Linked DNA regions of Homo sapiens: region 2 is linked to region 1. The links are chromatin contacts, found by Hi-C or POLR2A ChIA-PET in ENCODE. All regions are on one chromosome and are shown on one strand. The core of a region is the stretch at or near the end of the contact, and the rest is flanking DNA. Distances in the headings are between cores, read along the strand shown. Region 1 has its middle 27 kb from the start of GFI1. Region 2 holds the start of RPL5 (ribosomal protein L5).

Region 1 (4,929 bases), core at 1,719-4,218:
ATGTTGGCCAGGCTGGTCTCAAACTCCTGGCCTCAAGTGATACGCCCTCCTCGGCCTCCCAAAGTGCTAGGATTACAGGTGTGAGCCACCGTGCCTGACCTCTCCAATTATTTTCTATTTGTCCCATCTGTACTGGTTTTATTTCTAGAAGTTATATTTACTTTCAAATCTGCTTGGTCTTTTTTTTTTTTTCCCCGAGATGGAGTCTTGGTCTTGTCACCCAGGCTGGAGTGCAATAGGACAATCTTGGCTCACTGCAACCTCCGCCTCCTAGGTTCAAGCAATTCTCCTGCCTCAGCCTCCTGAGTAGCTGGGATTACAGGTGCCTACCACCACACCTGGTTAATTTTTTTTGTATTATTAGTGGAGACAGGGTTTCACCATGTTGGCCAGCCTGGTCTTGAACTCCTGACCTCAGGTGATCTGCCCACCTCGGCCTCCCAAAGTGCTGGGATTACAGGTGTGAGCCACCATGCCTGGCCCTCTGTGGCCATTCTTTATTGTCATTATTCTCTGCTCATATTTTTAAGCACTTATTTTTTCTCTTTAAACATAATAGATTATTTCATATCTGTTTTCCAACATCTGAAATATTTGTGAGTCTATATTTGCTGAAATTTGTTTATATTGATTCTCATTTATGGTGTCTTGCTTACATCATTATACGTCTTGTGATTTTTTAAAAAAAAAAATATAAGCTGCCTGTTCTCCTTGGAACTTAACCTGTAGGAATTCTTTAAGGTCTGGATTACAGTTAAATCCTTCCAGAGAAATTTGTTTTTGTTTCTATCAATTGCCCCAGGTGCTACCAATCTGGGACTATAGTTGAACTATAGTTAGTTTAAAATTTTAGACTGAATTCTCACAAACACACACGAAGGCCAACTTGCTTTACGAACTGTTAGGGAAGATTTCCAACCCCTCCACCAGCGCCAAGGTGGAAATAGGCATTTCTTCATTATCTCCTTCTGTGCAGAGTGACTTCCTATTCATCCTTACACTGAGGGTATAGAGGGGTGAGTTTCCTAAGATTCTCCACCTTAGTCAGCCCTAAGCTTTAACTCCTGATTCTGTGCCTTCTTCATACAGCTTCATGCAGCCTCAAAGAAGGAAGGACTCTCCAGAATTTGAAAAAACCCTGCTTCCCCGACCAGATTTCCTACTTTCACTACTGTTTCTGAAATCAACAAATTCCTTATTTTGGTGACAGATCAGTGATTTATTTATAATTATGTAAGAATAGTTTACCCAGAATTTTGGTTGTTTTAATCTACAGAGTTATTCAGGATATCTAATCTATGATACTGCCAGAAATGGGAGTTTCCAGCCCTGTTACACTTCTTTTTCTTTTTTCTTTTTTTTGAGACAGAGTTTCACTGTGTCACCCAGGTTGAGGTGCAGTGGCTCCATCTCGCCTCACTGCAACCTCCACCTCCTGGGTTCAAGCGATTCTCCTTCCTCAGCCTCCCGAGTAGCTGGGATTACAGGCATGCGCCACTACGCCCAGCTAATTCTTGTATTTTTAGTAGAAGACAGGGTTTCACCATGTTGGCCAGGCTGGTCTCGAACTCCTGACCTCAGGTGATCCACCCGCCTTGGCCTCCCAAAATGCTAGGATTACAGGTGTGAGGCACTGCTCCTGGCCAGCCCTGTTACATTTCAAAGTCATTGATTAAGAATAATAGGATAATAACTATTATATGTTGGTTGTTTCCTCTGGGCCTGGCATCTTGCAGGTATCTGCAATCCTCACAATAACCCTACAAGTAGGAATTATTCTTCCCATGTATTCCCAACAGATAAAGCAACTAGGATTAAATTGTCCAAAGGCATGCAACTAGTCAGCAAAGGAATTTGAATTCTGCTCTTTGCAATCAATCTTGATCTACTTTTCTTTTTATTTATTTATTTATTTATTTATTTTTGAGACGAAGTCTCACTCTGTTGCCCAGGCTGGAGTGCAATGGTATGATCTTGGCTCACTGCAACCTCCGCCTCCCAGGTTCAAGCGATTCTCCCACCTCACCCTCCCAGTAGCTGTGATTACAGGCACCTGCCATCATTCCCGGCTAATTTTTTTTTTTTTGTATTTTTGTAGAGACGGGGTTTCACCATGTTGGCCAGGCTGGTCTTGAACTCCTGACCTCAGGTGATCCGCCTGCCTCGGCCTCCCAAAGTGCTGGGATTACAGGCATGAGCCACTGCACCCAGGCCTGATCTACTTTTTAAGCCACAGAGATGTTTTTCTTAATATTGATGGAACACAGTGGCTTTCATATTTTAGAGGAGGCACTGAAAGCAAGGTAAGCAGAGAAAAGATTTTATGGGGTAAGTCTTTCCACTTCAGAGTTCCAACACATGGGCTCCCATCAGCTCACTCCATATCCATGATAGGTTTAATCAGATTCAGGTTTAATCTATAATGAAATAATCGTGCAGAAACCGACTTCATGATACTGGCAGTCAGAACTCTCAGATCTCCCTTGTTCTCTATTATTTCCAAAGGTGACCTTTGTTTGCTTGAGACACAAAACCAGTTCCTTCATCTGAATTGTCTTTTACACCCTCACGTATCTAATAGGACTTTCTCTCAAATACAGACTTTGGATGTCATTTTCTTCATTTTGGGGGGTTGGTGGCTTTTGTCCTTAGCAGCTGTGGCCTTAGACTTTATCTAGGTTTGCAATCAGGAAGCTGTGATACTTCCTGAGACTGTTCTGGGTAAAATTTACACAATACAAGTTGAGTTCTCTTTCTTCACTTAGGAGTTGCTCTGGGCTCTTGAAAGGACAGGCTGTGCTCTGTCCAGTTTGCTACAGGTTGAATCCAACAGTTGGTAAGAACCAGCCTCTGTGGTTTACAGCTACTTGTGCTTCCTGAGCAACACTCGTGGAGAATTTGGAAAGAAGGCAATGATTAGGATTAGAGTCTAGAAAACCGTTAAGAAGGAGGAAGTTTATCAACTTAGTGGGAGTAAATCTCCAAACCACTCTCAGAATGCTAACACGCACAGTTTCTCTTTGCCATGACCAATCGTCAGGCTGTTGAAGGAAACCAACCTAATAGCAGAGGCAAAGGGAGAAGCTGGAGAAGAATAATCATTTAAAAATATTCACATCCTTTGACCAAATAAATAAGTCAGGAATGGACATTGTTAGGTGCCCCCCCCAACTTTTTTTTGTTGTTGTTGTTGAGATGGAGTCTTGCTGTCACCCAGGCTAGAGTACAGTGGCACCATCTCAGCTCACTGCAACCTCCACCTCCTGGGTTTGAGTGATCCTCCTGCCTCAGTCCCAAGTAGCTGGGCTTACAAGTATGTGCCACCACGCCCACCTAATTTTTTTTTTTTTGTATTTTTAGTAGAGATGGGGTTTCGCAGTGTTGGCCAGGCTGGTCTCAAACTCCTGACCTCAAGTGATCCACCCACCTTGGCCCCCCAAAGTGCTGGAATTACTGTGCCCGGCCCTAGAGCCACTTATTATACACAAGTTTTTCCATTTGTGAAATGCTCCCAAAGTTGTAACCATCATTCTGTATTTATTTCTTGACTTATAGACAGGGTCTCCCTCTGTTGCCCAGGCTGGAGTGCAGTGGTGCAATCATAGCTCACTATAACCTCCAACTCCTAGGCTCAAGCAATCCTCCTGCCTCAGCCTCCCACAGTGCTGTGATAACAAGCATGAGTCACTGTGCTTGACCCTATCACTCTATATTTAAAAGTTATTTCCTTGCTGGGTACACCTTGGAACTCTCTGATGAATTAATCTATTTTTATATTTATTGATACAAATTTTAATACTATTTTAAATACTATTAAAAGTTTCATGAGCTTATTATTAAGTTTGTGTGCTAGGAGTCTAGTTTCTGGGCCTTCATCCCCAGAGTGCTGTCTTTGTCTCCTGTTGGTGAGAGGACTTAAAGGAGTAGGAGAGGGGAAAATACACAAGTTGGAGTCTGTGTAAGCAGATTTGGTAAATGAAAATGAGAGAACAGGGTGGCCTGAGGTTTGGGATGATGTCTGAATTAGAGGTGTTCAGCTTTGCCAGCCTCCACAAACAATAGTAATACAGAAGAAAATGTCAACTCACTGCCTATCAGAAAATAGCATAAATAATGCCTTTGACGACTATAGTATCTGTTCTCTGAAATTTAAAGTATTGCCTCACCAAATCCCATAACACCTCCTGTGAAGTGAATAGGATAAGTATTAGCATTTCCACTTGAAACCCCTTATTTCAGTTAGGAGTAGATTAGGGGTAGGGAGAAAAGCAGAAGAACCAGATATCTAGGAAAGAGACTGCCTGATCCTCATGAGGCTGAACTTGTCCACACATCTCATGCCTTTTCACGATCACATGCCCAGAAGACCTGATTCAAATCTTGTCTTCACCATTTAGTACCTCTCTGAGTTTCAGTTTTCTCATGCATAATACAGATGTAATGACAATCATCTAACAGGAATGTTAAATTGGGAAAATATTGGCAAAACGCTTGACACATAATAGGTGTTTAAGATATGTATGATCTCTTCCCTTCCCCGACAGTTCACAAAAGCGAAATTATTATCACATGTTTTCTATAATTGGAAGGGAACAAAAGTAGTAGAATATCCCTAAGGTTGGCAGATACCACAGTCAAACCACACTCCATTTAAGATGTGCTAAACAAGGTATTTAAGAAAGTGACCACATGGGGGAATAAAAGAGACATTTATAATGGCAACCCAAAGAGGCAAACCCCACAAGGACACAATGAAAACTGAAACCACAATAATCTCTAAATAGAGAAGTAATAATTGTAGCCTATATTTAAGTGTACGGGAAGCAAAGGTTTAGGTGGGTAGGGTTGTCTGCCATGGCAATCATGCTTATTATTTCAAAATTTGTGGAGAGAACTAGAACTATTTTTTTTAAGTCACAAAACATTTCA
Region 2 (5,162 bases), core at 2,663-5,162, 370 kb after region 1:
AATTGCTGATTTTTTTTTAAACTTATAAACAACAGAAATTTATTTCTCACAGTTCCAGGAGGCTGGAAGTCCGAGATCAAGGTGCCTGCATGGTTCAGTTCTGGTGAAGGCCTCTTCCGGGCTGCAGACTGCTGACTCCTCCTTGTGTCCTCACATGGTGGAGAGCAGACAGAGCTGCTGATTTATTTTCTATTTGTAATGTATGGTTGACATATTTGATGAAACTGAGTTCACTTTCTTTTTTTTTTTTTTTTGAGATGGAGTCTCGCTCTGTCACCCAGGCTGGAGTGCAGTGGCGCGATCTCGGCTCATTGCAACCTCCACCCACAACATTCAACAGATTCTCCTGCCTCAGCCTCCCGAGTAGCTGGGACTACAGGTGCCCACGACCACGCTCAGCTAATTTTTGTATTTTTAGTTGAGATGGGGTTTCACCATATTGGCCAGGCTGGTCTCGAACTCCTGACCTTGTGATCTGCCCGCGTGGGCCTCCCAAAGTGCTGGGATTACAGGCGTGAGCCACTGTGCCCAGCCAAATCTGAGTTCACTTTCATTTCAAATAATAAAAGCTATATTCTAGAAGGAATAATAAATAACAAATAGCTCCCATTCTAGCGCAGGTTTTTTGTTTTTTGGTTTTACAAGACAGGGTCTTACTGTATCACCCAGGCTGGAGTGCAGTGGCAAGATCATGACCCGCTGTAATCTCTGCCTCCTGGGCTCATGTGATCCTGCCGCTTCAGCCTCCCGAGTAGCTGGGACCACAGGCACGTACCACCACGCCCAGCTACAATTTTTATTTTTTGTAGAGATGAGGAGTTGTCATGTTGCCCAGGCTGGTCTCAAACTCCTGACTTCAAGTGATCCACCTGCTTAGGCTTCCCAAAGTCCTGGGATTACAGGGGTGAGCCATGACACCCAGCCAATGTTTTGTTTTTTATTTTGAAATAATTTCAAAACCACTGCTTGGGTTAAGAACCGTACAAAGAATTTCCATATACTCTTCTCCCAAGTTCCCCACTGTCACCATTTTAACACATTTTTGCCTTATTAATCTCTCTCTTTACATGCACATATATGTGTATGTATATACACACATGTAATTTTCTTCCTAAGCCATTTACTGGGACCAAGTTGCAGAAATAATGCCCACTACTCCAAAATAGTTCAGTGTGTATTACCTTAAAAAAAAAAAAGAACTCTCATTCATAACCAGTCTACCTATGAAAATCAGAATTTAGCCAGGCTTGGTGGCTCACACCTGTAATCCCAGCACTTTGGGAGGCCAAGGTGGGGGGTGGATCATCTGAGGTCAGGAGTTCGAGACCAGCCTGATCAATATGGAGAAACCCCGTCTCTACTAAAAATACAAAATTAGCCGGGCATAGTGGCACATGCCTGTAATCCTAGCTACTCGGGAGGCTGAGGCAGGAGAATCGCTTGAACCCAGGAGGCAGAGGTTGTGGTGAGCCGAGATTGCGCCATTGCACTCCAGCCTCAGCAACAAGAGCGAAACTCCATCTCAAAAAAAAATCAGAATTTAACATTGATTCATTACTATCACCTAATCCAGACTTCAGTAAAGTTTCACCGATTGTTCTGACAATGTCCTTTGAACAAAAGAAATACAAAGACTTCTTATTTCCCTTTTTCCTTTCTTGTCCAGGATGCAATATGGAATCACACATTGCATACAGTTGTCATGTCACTTTGGTCTCTTTCAGTCTGGAATATTGTTTAGGCTTTCCTTATCTTTCATGATCTTGTCATTTTTGAAGAGTACAGGCCAGTTACTTTGTAGAATTATCTAAATCTGGATTTACGTGTAGTTTCATCATGATTAGATTTGGTTGGTACATATTAGATAACTATTTTAGATTAGATTATGTAAATTTGGTAGGAAGTGTTTTGTGTTCTTCTCAGTGCATCAGGAGGCATATAATGTTAATTTATTTTTTCTTTGCTTTCCTTTTTCTTTTTCCCTAGAGATAGAGGTCTTCTTATGTGCCCAGGCTGGTCTCGAACTCCTGGGCTGAAGTGATCCTCCTGGCTCAGCCTCCCAAAATGTTGGGATTACAGGTGTGAACCTATAATGTTAATTCATCCCACTATTGGTGGTTTTTTAACTTTTACCACTTGAATAAGATGCTGTTGGCTGAGGATGCTGGACAATTACCCCCTAGCTCCTGGTGTCACCAACTGCACTGGCTGAACCAGCCATGCTAGCCACAGACCCCTGACTGTGACCAAGGGGAATAGGTATACATATTTTTAATTTTCTTGTTATGGATTTATAAGGTAAGAAGGAGAGGGATAAGGATGATAAAGTATATTTAATTTAACATGTTGTTTGTTTCATAACTTCTTTTTTTGGATTTTATTTTTTATAGAGACAGGGGCTCACCAAGTCTCCCAGGCTGGTCCCGAACTCCTGGGTTTAAGTGATCCTCCTGCCTTGGCCTCCCAAAATGCTGGGATTACAGGCCTGAGCCAGCACATCCAGCCTGCTTCATGACTTCTTTCTTTTTTTTTTTTTTTGAGACGGAGTCTCACTGTCGCCAGGCTGGAGTGCAGTGGTGTGATCTCGGCTCACTGCAACCTCTGCCTCCTGGGTTCAAGCGATTCTCCTGTCTCAGTCTCCCGAGTAGCTGGGACTACAGGTGCGTGCCACCATGCCCGGCTGGTTTTTGTATTTTTAGCAGAGATGGGGTTTCACCATGTTGTCCAGGATGGTCTCGATCTCTTGACCTCGCGATCCGCCTGCCTCGGCCTCCCAAAGCGCTGGGATTACAGGCGTGACCCACCGCACCTGGCCTGAGCTACCGTGCCCGGCCCACAACTTCTAAATATTCAGATGAATAGTATGTGGGTCTTCCTATGAACCCTTGCCCTAAAACATGCAGAAGTTAGGAGTCGGCCTGTTTCCAGGCAGACTTTCCTTCCTGATGCTTTTGCCTCCAGTGTAAGCAGGGCCTGACCAAGACATGGAGCACCTTTGGTAGGCTAATAACTTGATAATCCACCAAAATGAAGGTTTTTAAATATTTTCTATAAATACGAATTGAATACCTCTTTCTTTACCCTTTCAAAGGTGGCTCCACAAAAGTAGAATCACACTTCCTGTGAAAAGTGTTTTAAGTTTTCTCCTCTAGAGCTCTGTTGACATCGGCCATAGCGAACTCTGTTTATTTTTCCTATTATATAAGGAATTACAAGTTGGAATCAGAAGTAATTGGCATCCTAATCCTGATTTATTCTAGTGGCAGTGTTTTGGAGTCACTTAACCCTGTCATCCTGGTTGGCCGTCCCTTCTCCCAGCTCTAACGGTGAGCAGCTGATACCCTGCTAGGTGCTGGAGAGTCAGAGGTGGACATCAGGGCCCACCTCGAAAAGTTGACAGTCTGTGGTGGGCTGAAGCCAGTAGAAAGCTGCTGTAGGAAGGCAGAGGAGTGGCCCCTATCCCAGGCTTGGGGCTCTCAGGGAAGGCTTCCTGGGGGTGAGATGGGAGGGTGGGTCCATATGCTCTTGGACCAGAATGAGTAGCCCAGAGAAGGCAAGAGGGCTCCCAAGCAAACTTGTCCTATTTAATTTTTTTTTTTTTTCCTGCTTAGAAAAGCAAAATGCGTTATGAACAAAACAAAACAAAACAAAACAAAACAAAACAAAACAAAACAAAACAAAACGCTGTAGCAAAGAAAGCGAAAGGCTCCAGTAATCCTCCCTGCTCCTCCTCACCGCACGGATCCTGTGAGATACCCCGAGCATTGGAACCTGGAGAGCTTGGGCAGGCATTCACCCTCCTTCCAGCAGGGGGCGGAACGTAAAACGCCTTGTGGCCGACGCCCTCTCTCTTTCACACGTCACTGGCGTGACCGTCCGCGCTACATACTGCGCCTGCGCAAGGGCTGTGGCCCTTTTCCCACCCCCTAGCGCCGCTGGGCCTGCAGGTCTCTGTCGAGCAGCGGACGCCGGTCTCTGTTCCGCAGGATGGTGAGTGGATGCCTCGGTCTCGGGGCTTTAGATGCATGGAGGTTCCCTTTTCTTGCCCGTATGCCAGCCTAGGGCCCGTCTCGCGCGTCGCAGGGGCCGGATGGCGTTAGATTGCTAGCTCTGACTTGGTCGAGGTGCAGTTCCCAGCGTGGCCTTAAATGGCTGCCGCCCGGTGCGCGAACTTGGGGGGAGGGGTTGGCGAAGAAGGGTTGCGTGAGCTTGGACGGCGGATTGGGGAGAAGGGTGAGTTTAGTAGACAGCCTGAGTGCGGATACTGCCGTCTAGTGTGAGGGGGCGCTGGCAAGCGGCCGGGCGTGAGAGGTCGCAAGCAGTCGACCTCAGCCTAGCTGGGGAACGCCAGAATGGAGGGGGGCTGCAGGTCCTCGGGTCCCACTCGACCTCCGAGTACCGAGTACTTCGTGGGTTTTCCAGGAGAATGTCGGAGCCGGCAAGTCTTAGATTTAGGAAGCTTGTGCCCGTGGGCTGAGCAAGTGGCTTTTAAGCCAAAATTGTCAGTGGAGCTTGGAGGCCGAGGGGTCCCTGGGCCCCGGAAGCTCCTTTAACATGGAATACGTGCCTCCTGCCTCTTCCTCTAGAGTCCGTCGCCGGATGAGTTTTTAATTATTGGGGTAGGGCCCCAAGGGTGGGATGAAATGTTGCTTTAGCTGATGGGGAACAGTGCTGTTTTAGTGGGGGAATTACTGCTGAATGTGCTCTTGCCCAGTTAAGCTTTGTGGCAGGTAATTTAGGCTTTTGAAAAACATAACATGGGAAGCGAGAGAGGTACGTAGTTGTTATTTGAGGCTAGGTTTTCGAAGTGGGACATAGCGTGTTCCGAACAAACCGACGTTTGGCATCACTGATTGCTGTCTGGAGCAGTGCTTCGCAAAAGTTTGGCACAATTACCGGTGCTGGTCCTTGAAGAAACAAATATGGAAATTGAAAGCGTTTAAAACCTTTTGAAAGCAATATAACAATAATTTTATACCTGTTAAATGTAATAAATTGGGGCCTGCATTTTGTATGTTTCTTTTATTCCATATTTCTCTAAGGATTCATTTTTATTGTTTTATGAAACTACTAGTCTGTGACATGGAAGGTAGAGGAAAAAGATTCTTGACCCTAGTTGCTTGTGAAACCTGGGATTCTACAAGTGACAGTTGTCTGTTTAC

Evidence for each region. Hi-C counts contacts between places; a loop is a spot of excess contacts on that map. ChIA-PET counts read pairs that join two places held with the same protein, here RNA polymerase II (POLR2A). Pooled maps may share reads with other maps.
Region 2: a loop to region 1 is called in a pooled map, with 3 times the contacts of the local background. The contact joins the promoter of RPL5 here to the enhancer-like site in region 1. A Hi-C loop is called at or near these places in 2 of 168 maps with a recorded cell type or tissue (CD8-positive, alpha-beta T cell and naive thymus-derived CD4-positive, alpha-beta T cell) and 2 of 50 pooled maps. POLR2A ChIA-PET finds 5 or more read pairs at or near these places in 4 of 52 experiments (GM12878, activated CD4-positive, alpha-beta T cell, activated CD4-positive, alpha-beta memory T cell and 1 more).

Annotation. Positions count from the first base shown.
Region 1 is chr1:92,457,228-92,462,156 of GRCh38, forward strand. No RefSeq gene overlaps it. Among named protein-coding and RNA genes, the nearest start is that of GFI1, 27 kb to the right of the region's middle. Within about 2 kb of position 2,969, at least 2 of the 41 ENCODE cell types and tissues checked have a DNase peak (open chromatin) inside an H3K27ac peak, as active enhancers do.
Region 2 is chr1:92,828,128-92,833,289 of GRCh38, forward strand. RPL5 (ribosomal protein L5) reads left to right here and starts at 3,913. Exons shown (of 8, transcript NM_000969.5): 1 at 3,913-3,990. The coding sequence starts at 3,988. It also overlaps a transcript of DIPK1A not described here. RefSeq lists enhancers at 3,662-3,711, 3,715-4,353, 3,882-4,201, 4,354-4,991.